Regions from separate parts of the Homo sapiens genome. Here region 2 is linked to region 1. A link is an interaction called in ENCODE POLR2A ChIA-PET data of the cell type or tissue named here. Cell type or tissue: MCF 10A. All regions are shown on one strand. Links, peaks and the distances in the headings refer to the core of each region. The heading gives the core; the rest is flanking DNA. Region 1 has its middle 22 kb from the start of DGKH. Region 2 overlaps VWA8-AS1 (VWA8 antisense RNA 1).

Region 1 (2,922 bases), core at 262-2,761:
TTTAGGTTTATTCAGAAAATTTGCTAATCCACTCCTTGAAGACTGATTGATCATCAAATCTAAGTGAATTCATTCTTTATCATATTGCTAGAAATAAATCAACAATTCTAATTTCCATATAATCTTATGCAGGGAGGAGCAAAAGCGTTCTTGTTTAAATAATATTTGCATAAGAATCATACTTGAAGTTTGCAGTTTCAAAACACCCATTTTTTTAGTATTTTTTTTTTCTATTGCTTCCTCCGAGTCCTTCACATTGCCTCTTTCTGCTTGCACTTTCTTTATCTCTGAAGAACCTTCGGGCAGGGCTGGCCATGGCAGGGTACCATCCAAGTTTTTTGTCACAATCTGTTTTTCTCTCTATTCACTAAGAAAATCAAGTTATAGTTATCTTTAACACTGACAAGAAACTATTAGACTATTAATTTCATAAATCACTTCATTTCTTTTTTTGGTATAGGTGTTTAATGCTAATGACCCTTTACCTTCAATCTTAGTTTTTGGAAAGCTTTTAATCTTGTTAATCATATGCTTAAACAAATTAAACAACATGACTAAGTCTGTGATCTAGTCGCTGGCTGATTCCAACAGGAAATTTCTCTTTAGGAAAGTTCACTCTGCAGGTACATTCATCTGATGTCTAGTCATAGATAGCGTGTGTTTCAGACTGTGAGGCAAGAATATAATATTCTAATAATAGGCCAGTTGAACCTGTAAAATTGTTTATTCACTTTGATTTCTTGTGTGTGTGTGTGTGTGTGTGAGAGAGAGAGAGAGAGAGAGAGAGAGAGAGAGAGAGAGAGAGAGACAGGCTCTTGCTTCGTTGCCCAGGCTGGAGTGCAGTGGTGTGATCTTGGGTCACTGCAGTCTCCACCTCCCGGGCTCAAGCAATCCTCCCACCTCAGCCTCCTGAGTAGCTGGGACCACAGGTGCACTCTACCATGCCCAACTCATTTTTGTATTTTTAGTGGAGACAGAGTTTTGCCATGTTGCCCAGGCTGGTCTTGAACTCCTGAGTTCCAGCGATTTGCCCACCTCGGCCTCCCAGAGTGCTGGGATTGCAGGTGTGAGCCACCGCTCCCGGCCCACTTTGATTTCTCTATCCAAAGCAGTGCTTTAAACACTAAATGGTTAAGAACCTTGTGTTTGAAATAGGTTTCCAACCCACACCCCCACCCTGTCCTGAAGGCTAAAGCCTGCTCCAGCTTGTATTGTTTGCTCCACCCTAGAGGAAACTGTTCATTTCTAGATCTTTTAAGATGCCAAACTGGTTAGTCAGAGGATTTCTAAGCTCATTCAAAATTCATCCTTCTATTCAGTCATCACTCTTATGCTTACCCACTCCACTTCGAAAAAAAAAAAAAAAAAGAGGAGAAAAGTCGATCTTTTAAAATGGCACCTGTGCTCTCTAGTTTTGAAGGCATAATATCAGGGTATTAACGATGGAAGATAATAAGTTGTTATAATCGAACCTCTCTTGCCTTCTAGGGGTTAGAAGGATTAATTAATTAATCAATCAAATGATGAGCTCACTGCTTGCTATTATTATTATGTTAAAATATGTGAACACAGAAAGTCTTTGCTGCTGTATCAAGCCCTTCATGATCCATTCTTTGTTCATTTCTTCAGTCTCATCTCTTATTCCCCAGGTCATACTGTAATTAACAATTATATCACAATTCTTTTCAAAACCTGAAAGAACCAGGAGAGCTCTCTTTTGTTTCTTGGCCTTAATAATGAATTAGTTTTTTTCCCCCCTAGGAATACTTTTCTTCCTCCATTCCTTTCTCTAGGCATCTTGTTCTAGTTAATGAATGAGAGTTAGGTCTCACTTTAGATGTCACTTCCTCCAGGAAACCTTCCTAACTATCCAAGGTTGGATTAGACATCCCTCTTCCATGCCCTGGTACTCCCTGCATCACAGCACTTATAACACCCTGTTGTAAAAGTACAGCTGCTGGTGCACATGTCTCCCTGGTACCAAACCTCAGGTATAGTAGTTACTCAATACATATTTATTGAATGAATACATTGAATAATATGATTTTGTAAATAATAAATTAAAAACACACTTCCCTTTAACACATTTTTACAAATTACAGTAAGAAGTAAAACATTAGATTAACTTTATGAATATTAAATAAAATATTAAATAAACAAATTTAACTTTAGTTTGACAGTTTGTAAAGTTCTAAAAGTTCCATGTCTTGTGACCAGAGACACCAAGCTTATGAGGACTATTTAATAAGATTTCTGCACAAGTCAAAGTTAATGATTTACACAGAGTAGGTATTCTTTTTATTGGTAAAGAAATTAAACTTTAAGATGTTGAGGTACTTTCTTGATGACAAAAAGCATACGTATACTGAAATGGTTTTTCACATCCAAGTTAGCAGCACTATAGTGTCCTCTGTGACATGCAGTGCACTTTCTACCATGAAGATGAAACCCAAACAACCCCACCCCTCTAGCCCTCACATTCTTCACTGCCCTCTCCAGCAGCCACTAATGGGACCCCCCAGTCTGCCATCAGCCTCACTGGGTGCATGATCTGTGTGAGTACCCACAGGTTGGGGGCTGCATAAGGGGACAGGCAGGACTGGGCAGACAGAATGGCATGCAGTTTATTCTGGGCTCAGGTACACCTGGAACCCATTTGTGGCACAGGCATGACACAGGAGGTAACACCAGCCAGGTCAGGCCAAGCTCCTGAAGTCCTAGCCCATCATCTGCCTGTGGCCTTCCAGGCTCCTTCTGGGCTAAAAAGGCAGAGAGATGGAGGAGAGAAAGGGGCACCTCAGGATGATTAGCTGGGTCCCCGGTGGGTGAGAAGGTGCAGGAAGCAGGGTCAAAAGAAATCAAATGAAGGAGAGTGTCTAGGAAAGAGGTGTCATGTATGCAAGAGGCTGGTAAAAGGGAGGG
Region 2 (2,922 bases), core at 188-2,687, 52 kb before region 1:
GGGAGGCAAACAAATATTTTCACTGTATTCTCTTGTAGTGTTTGACTTTGTATCATGTGCATTTATTACTTTATTCAATTAAGAGTTGTCTATTTTTAAAAGGGAGGAGGAATAAGTTAGTTTGTGTGCATTGACTTAAAATGATGTACATGAAGTATTGTTAAGTTAGCAAAACAAGCTGGAGAGTAATGAACATAATAGTAATCATAGCAATCACAATAGGCATAATAGTAAAAGGAAAATGAATGCGCAGTTCCAGCTACATACTTTTTTTTTTTTTTTGAGACGGAGTCTTGCCCTGTCGCCCAGGCTGGAGTGCAGAGCGATCTCGGCTCACTGCAACCTCCGCCTCCCAGGTTAAAGTGATTCTCCTTCCTTAGCCTCCCAAGTAGCTGAGACTACAGGTGTGTGCCACCACAAATACAAAATACAAAAAATACAAATTTTTTGTAGTTTTAGTAGAGATGGGGTTTCACCATGTTAGCCAGCATGGTCTAGATCTCCTGACCTAGTGATCTGCCCATCTTGGCCTCCCAAAGTGCTGGGATTATAGGCGTGACCCACCGCACCCAGCCCCAGCTATGTACTTTTGTTGGTATGTGTTGTGTAAGTGTGAAGAAAGGTGTGGAGGGTCACATACCAGTCTGTTAACATGGTTACCTTGGAGGGATAATGATGGGGTAAGGGAAAAACTTTTATTTCCTTTGGTATTACTTTAAGATACAAAAAAATCACATGCTTGTAACAAATGCGCGTTCAAACAAGCATGTATTATTTCTGTAACTTAGGAAGGGAAGGGAGCAAAGGTAGACGAGAACAAAGAATGTGTTACGCCACCATGCCCACAACCACAGCCCCAATCAACTAATCAACAAAACAAACTCGCAGCTCTCATATACAGGTTTGCCTGACATGCTGAGGCAGGGTTTTTGACTCCCTTCCGTTCATTCTGAAGTTCGGATTTCAGAAATAGATAACACACTGGCATTGGCCACAGTCTCTCAGGACCAGCTCACGAAGTCTTTCAGGACAAAGGTTTTGTCTTAACGCTCAAAGATCTGCAGGACCCTGTATGGTAGAAGAAACATATCATTGTATTTGTAAGTAAAACAAACAAAACATAATTTAAATGTGCATCGATGGTTAAGGAATTTAGCCTTACCCATATCTATTCAATCCTTTCATGAGAGCAAAATAAGATTGAGAGTAAAAAGCATAAAAGAGCTGGGGCCCCCAAGGCAGGGTGGTTATGGGAGGCAACCAGGCATAAGGGAGGGGGTGCTGGGAGCCCCCTTCATAGCCTTCCCCAAGGTGACCAGGCCTGGGCTTCCCTGAGTAGCAATTCGGCCCGAGTGTTTTCCTTCCCTCTGTAACAATGCACGGTGCACCCCTTAAAAATGCGTAATAGCTGCCGGGCGTGGTGGCTCACTCCTGTAATCCCAGCACTTTGGGAGGCCGAGGCAGGCAGATCATGAGGTCAGGAGATAGAGACCATCCTGGCCAACATGGTGAAACCCTGTCTCTACTAAAATACAAAAATTAACTGGGTGTGGTGGCGCGTGCCTGCAATCCCAGCTACTCGGGAGGCTGAGACAGGAGAATCACTTGAACCCAGGAGGCGGAGGTTGCAGTGAGCCGAGATCAGGCCACTGCACTCCAGCCTGGCGACAGAGTGAGGCTCAGTCTCAAAAACAAGAAAAAAAAAGGAAAAAAGAAAAAAAAAATGCCTAATAGCACAAACCTTATTGCTCAACTTAAGGTGGAAAAAAAATTATGCATATCAGATAGGCAATGTTTTTTTTAAAAACAACAACCAAAAAAACCCCTTGATAATGAAGATAAGAATGGAGTAAGAGAGTAAGAAATCAGAAATAAGAATGGAGTAGGAGAATCCTCTTATATATTCCTGTGGGTGTGTAAAGTGGTACAGTTATTCTGGGATGCAATATGACAACATGTCAGGGAACTAGAAACATTTTATACCCCTCTAGGACTCTAGCTTGAGGAAATAAACAGAGATGTTATCAAAGATTTGGTATGAGTATGTTTTGTGCAGTATTATTAATAATACTGAAATATTGAAAACTATTCAATAAGAATGGCTAACTAAATTATAATTATAATTTATGCAGTTGTAAAATCTTTGTAACATAATATTTAAAAGGCTAGGAAACAAAACTATATATCCAACATGATTCTAATTTGTAACAATTATATAGTAAATATACAAAACTATAGAGTACATTTGAATGATTCAAAAATAATTATAAATTTTCGTTTATCCTTTCTATGTTTCAAAAATTTCTATTATAAACATATGTTCATCTTAGTATTGGGAGAAGTAAAATGAAGGGAAAAAACATTAGCTTAGTCCTCCACAGAGAGAATTAATTCTCCTTGACACATTTAAATCCATAAATTTAGAACAACCTATTTCTGACTAATGTCACGTAATTGAACGGTCCATTTCTGAATTCATAGATTTCCCTGTGGTCCTGAAATATGTACCTATTTAGCTACTATGGAGCCATTACTCCCAGGAAAAAAGAAATCCCCAAAATAAAAATAAAATCTTTTTTTTTCTCACTTTTTTTTTTTAAGAGAAACTTCTCTATACATACAGGAATTTGACAACAGTTTGTGCCACTTATGGATTTAAAGAACTGGCACCTTGAATGGGATTCTGAATAGAATTCGTACAGATGGAATGTAAATATCACCCTGAACTGAATTGGCCCTCATCCTGTCCAGCCAATCTGGAAATGTCTGGTAAGCTGTTTATTACACGAGTCTAGAGCTCAGGAGAAGGTGTGGGCTGAGATGCAAATACGAGTATCATTAGCATATGCATGGCAGCTGAAACCATGGGAGCAACCTCTATCTAAATCACTGATTCTCAACTGGAAGTGATTTTGTCCCCCA

Evidence for each region. ChIA-PET counts read pairs that join two places held together with the same protein. Peaks named below come from ENCODE experiments on the same cell type or tissue, not always from the same donor. Only the 100,000 strongest peaks of a DNase experiment are listed, where the experiment ranks them.
Region 2: POLR2A ChIA-PET joins it to region 1 with 7 read pairs; 7 of 35 experiments call an interaction of 5 or more read pairs at or near these places.

Annotation. Positions count from the first base shown.
Region 1 is chr13:42,025,622-42,028,543 of GRCh38, forward strand. No RefSeq gene overlaps it. Among named protein-coding and RNA genes, the nearest start is that of DGKH, 22 kb to the right of the region's middle. In MCF 10A, for the core only: no CTCF peak of the experiment used is centred there; a DNase peak (open chromatin) is centred at 1,220.
Region 2 is chr13:41,973,848-41,976,769 of GRCh38, forward strand. It overlaps VWA8-AS1 (VWA8 antisense RNA 1), which reads left to right. Exons shown (of 4, transcript NR_039974.1): 3 at 2,602-2,769. LOC105370176 (a long non-coding RNA gene) reads right to left here. Exons shown (of 3, transcript XR_941905.3): 3 at 992-1,068. Among named protein-coding and RNA genes, the nearest start is that of VWA8-AS1, 14 kb to the left of the region's middle. In MCF 10A, for the core only: no CTCF peak of the experiment used is centred there; no DNase peak of the experiment used is centred there.